Regions from separate parts of the Homo sapiens genome. Here region 2 is linked to region 1. The links are chromatin contacts, found by Hi-C or POLR2A ChIA-PET in ENCODE. All regions are on one chromosome and are shown on one strand. The core of a region is the stretch at or near the end of the contact, and the rest is flanking DNA. Distances in the headings are between cores, read along the strand shown.

Region 1 (6,409 bases), core at 1,307-3,806:
TGGCAGGTTTAACTAATAAGAGGCAGTGCCAGGATTTGAACCCTGACATTATGGCTTCAGGACACATGCTCTCTACGATGGTAGTCCCCAACCATTTTGGCACCAGGGACTGGTTTCATGGAAGATAATTTTTCCTCAGATGGAGAGGGGGGTTGGTTTTGGGATGAACTGCTCCACTTCAGATCATCAGGGTAATTCTTAGGTTCTCATAAGGAGCACACAACCTACATCCCTCGCATGCACAGTTCACAATAGCGTTCATGCTCCTATGCAAATCTAATACCTCTGCTGATCTGACAGGAGGAAGAGCTCATGTGATAATGCTTGCTGGCCCGCTCTTGCTGTGCAGCCCAATTCCTAACAGGCCACAGAGTGGTAGCGGTCCATGGTCCAGGGGTTGGGGAACCCTGCTCTAAGACACACTAAACTGAAAAATAACACATTTTAGATAAGATGCCAGTAAACTTTTTTGAAAAACAGTGTTTTGGCCGGGCGCGGTGGCTCACACCTGTAATCCCAGCACTTTGGGAGGCTGAGGGGGGCGGATCATGAGTTCAGGAGATTGAGACCATCCTGGCCAACATGGTGAAACCCCGTTTCTACTAAAAGTACAAGAATTAGCTGGGCCTGGTGGCACGCATGTAGTCCCAGCTACTTGGGAAGCTGAGGCAGGCAAATTGCTCGAACCCAGGAGGCGGAGGTTGCAGTGAGCTGAGATTGCGCCACTGCACTCCAGCCTGGCAACAGAGCGAGACTCCGTCTCAAAAAAATAAATAAATAAAATAAAATAAATAAATGTTTTTCATATACGATATTAGCAATATACATTTATATAAATTTATAGGAACTGTGCCAGCATCCCATCAGAATTTCCCTTTCTTCTATTAAAGATTGAATGATTAAAGTGTCAAAAGGTCTTGTGTGCATCAAGAATTATGTTGTTCCAATGAACAGATTCTGATGGTAGGAAGTATATACATTAAATATGTGTTAATTCCTTTCACCTTCTTTTCTTTTTTTTCTTTTTTTTTTTTTGAGAGACAGGGTCTTACTCTGTCACCCAGGCTGGAGTGCAGTGGTGTAATTATGGCACTGCAGCCTCAACCTCCCAGTCTCAAGCAATCCTTCCACCTCAGTCTCCTAAGTAGCTAGGACTACAGACGTGTGCCACCATGCCCAACTAATTTTTGTAGAGATGGGGTTTTTGCCATGTTGCCCAGGCCGTTCTCCAACTCCTGGGCTCAAGTGATCCTCTTGCCTCAGCCTCCCAAAGTGCTGGGATTACAGGCGTGAACCACTGCACCCTGCCTCCTTTCACTTTCTTTACTAGAGAAAAATATCAGTTTCACTTGCTACCCCTTGGAATAGATCTTGCTCTTTGTTTTCCCAAAATGAATAACATTCTGAAAAACCTTCTAAAATTATACTTGTAAGCATTTTTTAATCTCTACAAAGCTCCTAGGTAGACAATGGAACACAACTTAAGGAGACCTGTGTAAGGAGTCAATTTATCTGTTATCCCCAAAAGCCAGATGTCAATGTAGCTGTAAGCTTTGAAAATGTTCATGTCGGTTTTTTAGGTTAAAAAAAATTTAACTGAAGTGAAATTCACATAACACAAAATTAACCATTTTGAAAGTGAACAATTCAGCGGTAATTTACTATATTCACAATGTATATGGCCACCACCTCTATTTAGTTTCCAAATCAGGTTTTTCTTAATAGTGAAAGAAAAACATTTTTTTCCTCCTAGAAAATGTGAAGGTTAAGCAAAATCCAATCTTTTGCTGCTTAGCTATACATGACTTTCTTTAATGTTCTATACCTATTTTTCCTTCATCATTAGTGCCTTCACCTATCCAGCTCAGCGGCTCCAATTCCATTTCATCATCTGAAAAGAAAAAATAATTTGCCCTCAAATCTATTTTCTAAATTAATTTAATTCCTGAGCTCAAAATTCAAAGAAACATTTCTTGTGTTTCAAATGTATAAAATTATGTGATACTTCTGGGTAAAGAGAGCAGATTAAACACATGTAGTTTGAATCCTTCCCTGAACCCACTAAAATGACAATAAACACACACACACCCAAACATACACACACACTGTAAAAGTCATAATTCAAGCTAGAAAGATTAAAGGGCACATAATAGCAATAAAATAAAATTACGGAAAGCAGAAAGTAAACAATTGGTAAAAGACTTGGTAGATCTGAGAAAACTAAAACCTTGGTTGATTATAGGGAAAGCCAAGAACTAATAAAATTTACTACTCGGAATCCCTGAAAGGCTCATGAGTTAGCTATATTAGATTTATATGCAAGTAAGAGAAAGAGTGTATGTGTGAGTAAGTGAGTGAAAGAGAGAGAGAGAGAGAGTGTGTGTGTGTTGGGGGGCGGGGGTGGCAGGGGTTGGGGAGGTGCTCAAATAGAGCTGACTGAAAGTCTAAACCCCAAACAAATGCAGGTTATTTTCCTCTGGAAAGTAAAACACAGAGATTTTGGCCAGGTGCGGTGGCTCACGCCTGTAATTCAAGCACTTTAGGAGGTTGAGGTGGGTGGATCATTTGAGGTCAGGAGTTCAAGAGCAGCCTGGCCAACTTGGCAAAACCCTGTCTCTACTAAAAATACAAAAATTAGCCAGGCATGGTGGCAGGTGCCTGTAATCTCAGCTACTTTAGAGGCTGAGGCAAGAGAATCACTTGAACCCAGGAGCCGGAGGTTGCAGAGAGCCGAGATCACGCCACTGCATTCTCCAGCCTGGGTGACGGAGCAAGACTCTGTCTCAAAAAACAAAAACAAACAAGAAACACAGAGGTTTTCTGGCCATAGAGCACCAAGCAGAGTTGTAAACGGTGCCATGCTGAAAGCAGGGCATCAAGTGAACATACACATCCTGGATTCTGAGCCTTGGCCCCTTTCCCCATCCCACTTTCTTCAGGAGGTTCCCAGAGGCTGGCAAGACTTCCATCCTCTAGGCAGGAAAGTTAAAGCCTCTTCTCTAGAAAATCTGGTTAGCCTAAGAGGAATGACTTCTAGATGCTTATATTGAAACCTCTCCAACTAAACAACACAACCCAATGACCCTACACAGGAACTCAGAGTTATCAAGACCTTCCACTAAATATGAGTAATTACCAAGGATTATAAGACATTTGAGGAAAGTCTGTTACATGAAAAACAGAACCAAAACAGGAAACACTATCAGTCCAGAGAAATCAGAAGCCAAGTAAAAAGGAAAATACTTTTGAATATATGATTATCTTCAGAAATAAGAGAAGATTATGCAACTATGAAACAATACCAGAATAATGTATATTTTTAAAGAAAAAGGATGGACAGATAAAAGGAATACTTGAATAAAAAGCTCTGGAATTTATAAGTATTATAGCATAAATGAAAAATTGAGATGATATGAAAGAAAAATTTAAGGCAATTTCTTAGGAAAATAAAGAACAAGATGCTCATGCTCCCTCTCCCTCTCCCTCTCCCTCCCTCTCCCCACAGTCTCCCTCTCCCTCTCTTTCCACGGTCTCCCTGATGCTGAGCCGAAGCTGGACTGTACTGCTGCCATCTCGGCTCACTGCAACCTCCCTGCCTGATTCCCCTGCCTCAGCCTGCCAAGTGCCTGCGATTGCAGGCGCGCGCCGCCACACCTGACTGGTTTTCGTATTTTTTTGGTGGAGACGGGGTTTCGCTGTGTTGGCCGGGCTAGTCTCCAGCTCCTAATCGCGAGTGATCCGCCAGCCTCGGCCTCCAGAGGTGCCGGGATTGCAGACGGAGTCTCGTTCACTCAGTGATCAATGGTGCCCAGGCTGGAGTGCAGTGGGGTGATCTCGGCTCGCTACAACCTCCACCTCCCAGCTGCCTGCCTTGGCCTCCCAAAGTGCCGAGATTGCAGCCTCTGCCCGGCCGCCACCCCGTCTGGGAAGTGAGGAGCGTCTCTGCCTGGCCGCCCATCCTCTGGGAGGTGAGGAGCCCCTCTGCCTGGCTGCCCAGTCTGGGAAGTGAGGAGCGCCTCTTCCCGGCCACCATCCCATCTGGGAAGTGAGGAGCGTCTCTGCCTGGCTGCCCATCGTCTGAGATGTGGGGAGCGCCTCTGCCCCGCCGCCCTGTCTGGGATGTGAGGAGCGCCTCTGCCCGGCTGCGACCCCGTCTGGGAGGTGAGGAGCGCCTCTGCCCGGCCGCGACCCCGTCTGGGAGGTGAGGAGCGTCTCTGCCCAGCTGCCCCATCTGAGAAGTGAGGAGCCCCTTCACCCAGCAGCCGCCCCGTCTGAGAAGTGAGGAGCCCCTCCGCCCGGCAGCCACCCCATCTGGGAAGTGAGGAGCGTCTCCGCCCGGCAGCCGCCCCGTCCGGGAGGGAGGTGGGGGGTCAGCCCCCGCCCGGCCGGCCGCCCCGTCCGGGAGGGAGGTGGGGGGGGCGCCTCTGCCCGCCCGGCCGCCCCTTCTGGGAAGTGAGGAGCCCCTCTGCCTGGCCACCACCCCGTCTGGGAAGTGTACCCAACAGCTCATTGAGAACGGGCCATGATGACAATGGCGGTTTTGTGGAATAGAAAAGGGGGAAAGGTGGGGAAAAGATTGAGAAATCGGATGGTTGCTGTGTCTGTGTAGAAAGAAGCAGACATGGGAGACTTTTCATTTTGTTCTGTACTAAGAAAAATTCTTCTGCCTTGGGATCCTGTTGATCTGTGACCTTACCCCCAACCCTGTGCTCTCTGAAACATGTGCTGTGTCCACTCAGGGTTAAATGGATTAAGGGCGGTGCAAGATGTGCTTTGTTAAACAGATGCTTGAAGGCAGCATGCTCCTTAAGAGTCATCACCACTCCCTAATCTCAAGTACCCAGGGACACAAACACTGCGGAAGGCCGCAGGGTCCTCTGCCTAGGAAAACCAGAGATCTTTGTTCACTTGTTTATCTGCTGACCTTCCCTCCACTACTATCCTATGACCCTGCCAAATCCCCCTCTGCGAGAAACACCCAAGAATGATCAATTAAAAAAAAAAAAAAAAGAATGAGGACTATGCAGCCATAAAAAGGATGCGTTCATGTCCTTTGCAGGGACATGGATGAAGCTGGAAACCATCATTCTCAGCAAACTGACACAAGGACAGAAAACCAAACACCACATGTTCTCACTTATAGGTGGAAATTGAACAATGAGAACACTTGGACATAGGGCAGGGAACATCACACACTGGGGCCTGTTGGGGGGTGGGGAGCTGGGGGAGGGATAGCATTAGGAGATATACCTAATGTAAATGACGAGTTAATGGGTGCAGCACACCAACATGGCACATGTATACATATGTATCAAATCTGCACATTGTACACATGTACCCTAGAACTTAAAGTATAATAAAGAAAAAAAAAGAACAAGAGCAACAATACACAGATATATGTATCTGACATCATATACAAAAATGAATTCCAGGTAGATTATAGGTTTAAAAGTCAAAGATTAAATAACATAGCTTTTAGAAGAAAACATAGAAAAATATCTTAAAGATTTATAGATAGGAAAATATTTACTAAATAAGACACAGAGTATATTAAACATTAAAGAAGAAAAAATAATTGAACTACATTAAAATTAAGAATTTCTGGCTAGGTGCAGTAGCTCATACCTGTAATCCTAGCACTTTGGGAGGATCACCTGAGATCAAGAGTTCGAAACCAGGCTGGCCAACATGATGAAACCCCGTCTTTACTAAAAAAATACAAAAATTAGCTGGGCATGGTGGTGGGTGCCTGTAATCCCAGCTGCTTGGGAGGCTGAGGCAGGAGAATCGCTTGAACCCAGGAGACGGAGGTTGCAGTGAGCCGAGATTGCACCACTGTACTCCAGGCTGGGCGACAGAGTGAGACTCCATCTCAAAAAAAAAAAAAGAATTTCTGTTCATAAGCTACCATTAAAGATTGAAATGGCAAGTCAAAGAGTGAGAGAAGATATTTTGGTGATATATGTATACACACACACACACACACACACGTAACAAAAGAATTATACAGATATATAAAAATTTATTCTTTAAAATCAATAGAAAAAAATCAGTAGGAAAATATCAGGTAACCCAATAGGAAAAATAAGCAAAAAGCTTGAATAGGCACCTCACAAAAGAGCCTATACAAATGGCCAATAAATATGTAAAAAGATGATCAACTTGATTAATCGCCAGTGAAAGCATTAAAACCAGAATACAATAATGTAACATACTCTAAAAATGGCTGAAATAAAAAAGATTGAGGCTGGGCATGGTGGCTCACACCTGTAATCCCAGCACTTTGAGAGGCCGAGGGAGGTGGATCACTTGAAGCCAGGAGTTTAAGACCAGCCTGGCCAATGTGGCAAAACCCCATCTCTATTAAAACTAAAAAAATTAGCCAGGCATGGTGGCAGATGCCTGTAAT
Region 2 (6,087 bases), core at 1,119-3,618, 250 kb before region 1:
GCCTTTACTAGTTTATCATACCACAAGCAATACATGACAATTTCCTTGTCAGCACTAAGAATTCTTGTTTTCTTAATTTATGCCAATTTATCTATACTTTTGATACTCAAAAATCATTTAATTTTTATATGCCTGTTTTATATGCTATAGTTGTACATACTTTTATTTTGTGATTTCAACTGTTGCTATAAAGTTTAGAGAAATTCTGCTTCAGAAATTTGGTTCAGTACTTAAATCTACCCTCTAATTTTTCTAAAAGTTTGATTTGTTTTTTAAATTTAACCCTCTGACCTATCTGAAATTAATTTTGTTACATGAAATGTGGCTAACGATCCAAACTAAATGTTCTTTAAAGTGCTAACCGATAATCCCAACCTGAATTGCTCAAGGATTCCTTCATGTTGGCTTGCGATTTCACCTTTATCATAACCTATGACAGGAAATGGAGCTTTGGAATTCGAAAGGCCTGTCACCACTCACTAGCTATGTGACCACCGGATGAGTAACTTAACCTTTCTGAACTTCAGTTTCCTCACAGGAAAATTGAGGATAGGAGAACCTATCTATTAGGATTGTTGTGAGGACCAAATGAGATAAAGCAAGTGAGATAATGCCTTCAGCATGTAATAATTACTAAATAAGTAAGTATATCAATACATACTAAATTCCCATAATAAATAGGGCCTATCTGGGGGCACTGGATAAAACTTCAACTTAAATTACTTCCATTTTATACTTGGTATTCCACCTACTTTTTTCAAGGTTTTCTTTTTTTGACTGTTTATTGCTCATGATCATTATAACTACAAAATATCATGACAGCATGGTTTTAGTAACTTTAGTGAAACCTCCTAAAGGACTCCTCACAGAAATTAGCATTTACAATTAAACTCCAAAACATTATTTCTCCCCTTCTTTGATAAGCTATATATTTGCAGCAGAGGGCAAATCCTTAAAAACCAAAGTTCTTACAATACACAGCAGAAAAAGATGGAATAATGTAATAATAACAAAATATTTTACCTTATTTGGGATATAAGATAGTGGTTCAAAAATTTTCCCCCATCAGGGTCTTTTCAATAAATTATTTCTCCACTGCAGATTTCTTTCAAATATTTTATCTATCAAAATACATTCCCCAAGTAATAACTAATTTGCTATTTTTAAAATTCAAAGACATGATATAGAGCCAAGAGCTAATAAACTTAACGTCTTAAGATGGTCCTATGTAGCTTTATCATGGGCCAGTATGTAATTAGCACTTTTGAAGTGTTGAAAATAGCCACTCTTCTAGGTTTCCATGTTGGCTCACAGATGTGTATGGAACATAATCATAAAATAAGCTAAAATGAACTTCATATAAGTGTATACAGTCCAAGCTAAATCCAAAGTTCCCTTTTTCTTAGCCATTCCAGTTTTCTTATAAATAAGTTTTCTATTTAGACTGAAAAATCCAACTTTCTCTTTAGCAAACCCCCACCCCACTGGAACTGCTTAAGTTCTCAAGTTCAGTGAGGTAAGCTAGTAGAAGAGTTAGAACAACTTCAATATAAGCGGTTATCATTTTCCAGGGGTCTACAATATACCAGTCCCTATGTTCTATATTTTATGTTCATTATTTCATTTAATCTTCATCACAGACAAGACTGGGTTTCCTTTTTTTTACAGCTACAACGCTAGCTTCAAAGCCTATGCTCAGTCCATAAATTCAGAGTTACTACCTTTATGAAACTCACAAAAACACAGGCATTTCTATAAACAGAAATTATAGCTCTGTTTTTCATAAGCTGGACGGGCTTTAACTATATGACTTGCAGAGTTCAAAACCCAACTCTACTACTTATTTGCTGTGATACTGGGTAGATTATTTCATCTCTCTGTGTCTATTTTCTCATCTATAAAATGGGGATAACAATAGTACTTAACTTGCAGAATCATTTTAAGGAAGCAGAAAATTCATGAAAAATACTTAACACAGTGCCTGGCCCATAGGAATTACTTGATAAATGTTTGTTACTGATATCTGTTAAGTTCATCCAAAAAGCCACCAGATTTAATCAGAGTAAAGCATCATACTGGGGAAAAAAGAGAAATTTTATGGACAATTACAAAGTACAGACATCTTAGAGAAGGAAGAACTCAACATTTAATACTAAAATCAACCAGAGAATATTAAGCACATTCGTGGGGAACTATCTCAGTGAAAAGAACACTGGAAATCTAGAAACATGTGTTTATACATTCAACAAAAATGTCGCATCCACCCAGCTGATTCATACACTGTACTCAATATGGGAATACAACGTCAAACAAGATGGCCATGCCTCAGGCGCTCCTGACAACACAGTCCAGGGAGGGAAATGGACGGAGACCCAGAGCACAGCAGAGGGCGCTGTGGCAGAGCAGGCATCCCAGAGGCCAGGGTGTCTAGGCTGAGAGTTCCAAAAGAAAGCAGCTGGTACAGATGCCTGGAGGCAAAAAGAACAGGGCACACTCTGGGAAGCCGGAAAATATTCAATATACACTGAAAAAGAGGGAGTGGTGAGGGAAGGTGGAAACACAGGGCCAGATTCTGTAAGCCCTTGTAAGCTATGTTAAGAATTTTAGATCTTATCTTAAATACAAAGAGAAGCCATTGAAAGTCTCAGGGAAGAGACTGATCGGATTTGCATTTCAGAAAGCCCATCACATGTGAATGTGATGGGGAGAATGTACGCGGAGGAGGGGAGTTCAGGGTGGTGACAGGGACACTGGTTAGAGGGCTGCTGGTGAAGGCCCAGCCCTGGACAGTGGCAGGTGCCGCAGAAATAAGGCAACTGAGAGTTTGGTTATGACATTCTCTAGAATAAGGAACTCAAGATCACGAGGTCTGGGAGGGGCCAGAACACTGATGAATTCGGTTGAGCTCATTTGCTAGTGAGACCTCCGTGTGTAGATAAGCCAGGTAAGCAGGGGCAGTGAGTTTGGAGCTTGGGGTAAAATCAAGGCTGGAGACCCAGATTAGAGGGTTATCAGTTCATCAGCAGAATCTGAGTGGAGTGCACCAATCAGAATCCCCATGAGCCCCAATGCCTCAATACTGTTTCTGGAAGAACTTGCAGGAGAAAGGTATGATCTAGGCATTTCACATTAGGAACCAGCTGTGTGATCTCAGGCAAAAAAGTAAACCTCATTATTTCCAGTGATCCAAATTTTTAAATTAGGATTACACCACCTGTGTATCTGCCCACTGGAAGTTTGTGGGGATTAAATAAAGTAACGCAAATAAGTGAACCTTGGAAAAGTACACATTGCCATACAAATACCTGGTGGCACTAAAGTCAGGATTATTCAACCATGAGAATACTGAAAAAGCTGGATGGGGGAACCTCAAACTCTACATGTGAAAGTTGCTAGAAAATGGACACTATTCCACCATTAATAAAGATAAATAAAAGCCTAAAATAAGTAATAAATAACAATTATCCAAAGTAATCAGTGATCTCTCTGCAACTGAGCACATTAGTCATTATTTACTCCTACAGTCTTGACAGTTCACTGTGGATGGAAAAACTACAAAATCGAGTAGCTATCACTGCATGTCACATAAAGTAGATTTAAGGTCCCCAAAATATATGACTTAGAAATAAAAGTAAGAACATTCCCAAGAAACTGGTCTCTTTCACATTATGTGTGGTGCACAATTTCGTTATGTCTCGTAAGCTTGTTTCCCAGGCACCAGCTAGCTGCACCATACTATGAGCAATCTATCTCCATGTCATATTTTTGGCTGATGCCATTAATCACAGTGTTTCCTTGCTGACGAGACTCTGGGTCTGATCACTGAGAAAATAAAAGCTATGGGACGGAGGCTGGTGCATGACCTAATTACTCTCATCCCATTGGTCTCCATCCCCATGCCTCCTCATCCTTTCTGCCGAACACTAGCAAGCTGCTTTAAAGCCACTGCTTAGCTGTCTCTAGATGACTTGTTACAGCAGATGTTCTCAACCCCACATGTGCATTTTCCTTTTTTCTAATCACACTTTCTGTATGAATAGCATATTGTAATGCTTCTGTTTTTTCTGATCCAGAGGGGAAGAGTCTACGTCAAATTAGACCAGCTTTCTTTTCAACAAGCTTAGTAGCAGCGTAGGTGGATATTCTGAACCTCTTTCCTCCCCCTTCCTTGCTCTCCCACCCCCACCTTGCTGGAACTGCTAGCAGATGTTTCCTTTAGGTCTTTCTTCTTCAAGCCCCAGTTCTCTGACTTCCTGGGCTCTATTAACAAACCTCATTTCTTTCATCCACTTATCTCTGAATGCTTTGCACCTCTGACTCCCACAGGGTCAAGAATGCTGTCATTTCCCATCTCTGCCCAGTCTCCAGCAATTTCAGCGAATGAAGAAAACTCAAATGAGAAATAGCACTCAGTCCAGTTAGTCAGCTGCCATCACCAGGTCTGAGACTGTAGCTTTATATATCCTTCCTCCCTTCTAAGATGTTACTTATAACATTGGAGTTAATAACAAATTTGTTCATGGAACTGAATGTGTTCTTAATGAAAAAGAAAGGTTACCAATTGAATTCACTTTTAACTAACATTTAAAAAAATTTAGGAGAAGACAAGAGAGCCAGGGACTTTGGCTCTTGATTTTTCATCCCCTTGAATGAGCTGTCAAGCCACCTTAAATATGTTCTTTCATAGGTAGGACATAAGGAAATCAAACTAATTTTTCTGATTTACTCTGTGTATCTTCCCAACACAAGGTTTTTACTCATAAACAATCAGCATATCAAATGAAAATTTCTTATATTTAAATATTTTGTAATTTACATTGTTAAATTTTCTACTCAAAACTTGTAACTGTTTACTACATAACATTTCTTGGATTAGAAAATAATAACTGCCACCATCCACCCTTTTCAAAGACTACCAGTCCTGCACACATTTCGCCCTTCACACGGTACTAGGAGGAAAGGTATAACCCCAATAGTGTTTTTTTCACAGGTAAGATGCTTTGTGAATAATCATTAGCACCTAGGAAGGTGGTACTGCTTTGACATTCAGGAATCAGACATAGATAGGAAGCCCCGGCTCTGCTACTGGATAGCAGTTTGGCAACACAGGTGAAGATACTGAGCCTGTCTGGGTCTCTCCTTGGCTGTAAAATGGAAATCATAAAGCCTCCACATAGGTTAGACAAGAATGTTTGTGATAATGAATTCCAAATGTCTAGTAGGGACTGACACAAAATAAAAGCAATACAAAGTAGCGATTTTTACAATTGCCCCAGAATGAGAAGATTTAATTAGATCTAATTCAAAAGATAAGTAAGAATAAACAAAATCTATTTTCATTTCAGCTGAAAGTGGACTCACAGAGGGCTGTGTTCCAGTGGACATGTTATTCATTCCGTCTAAGCAGAAGGATTCCAACCTCACTTACTAACTAGCTGAAGAAACGTTTCCCTAGAGATTTCATTCCAAATGGTAGGTTCCTTAAGGCACACCTAAGCTAGCAGGCGATCTTTTTCTCCATGTCCATCTCATATATTCTAGGAATTAAAGTTCAAAATCTGTTTTTTAATGTTTAACATACCCTGTAAGGAGGAACACTATTTAAGGACAACAGATTATCTTGATTACTTCTATGCAATGTGTATACTGCTATTTTTTTTTTAAATCAAATAAGTAACTATCCTTTAAGGGGGAACAACCTACTACATAAATAAGAGCTTTCCAGGTAGAAAAATCAGACAAGTCAATGAATTATAACTTCATTCCACCCAAGCCTTCATGTATAGATCAGGAAAACACAGTATTTAGGAACGAAAGATCTTACTGAGCTTGAACACAGCACTACTTGTATTAGTGTACCCTAATGCATTAATAATGACAAGCAAAAAAATGTTTCTCTTTCCTTTACATGTCAAATTATTTTGATGTTATTTTATTTTATCTGCTCAACATTACATTTCTTTTTGTTCCCTGTAAAAATTATGTTTTTAAGATGGAAAAAGCCAGCAATGTGGCACATATGCTTATTGTTATAAAGGATTTTAGAACACTTAAAGATTTGAAAAAAGAGAAAAACTTGTCTCATTA

The links. Hi-C counts contacts between places; a loop is a spot of excess contacts on that map. ChIA-PET counts read pairs that join two places held with the same protein, here RNA polymerase II (POLR2A). Pooled maps may share reads with other maps.
Region 2: a map with no recorded cell type shows a loop between it and region 1 (4-fold over the local background). The contact joins two enhancer-like sites. A Hi-C loop is called at or near these places in 1 of 37 single-sample maps with no recorded cell type and 2 of 50 pooled maps. POLR2A ChIA-PET finds 5 or more read pairs at or near these places in 1 of 52 experiments (activated T-cell).

Annotation. Positions count from the first base shown.
Region 1 is chr2:190,428,809-190,435,217 of GRCh38, reverse strand. All of the region lies in intron 2 of MFSD6 (major facilitator superfamily domain containing 6), which reads right to left. It also overlaps a transcript of NEMP2 not described here. Among named protein-coding and RNA genes, the nearest start is that of MFSD6, 24 kb to the right of the region's middle. RefSeq lists a silencer at 6,196-6,395. Within about 2 kb of position 2,556, at least 2 of the 41 ENCODE cell types and tissues checked have a DNase peak (open chromatin) inside an H3K27ac peak, as active enhancers do.
Region 2 is chr2:190,676,777-190,682,863 of GRCh38, reverse strand. All of the region lies in intron 6 of NAB1 (NGFI-A binding protein 1), which reads right to left. Among named protein-coding and RNA genes, the nearest start is that of NAB1, 31 kb to the right of the region's middle. RefSeq lists an enhancer at 4,077-4,126. Within about 2 kb of position 2,368, at least 4 of the 41 ENCODE cell types and tissues checked have a DNase peak (open chromatin) inside an H3K27ac peak, as active enhancers do.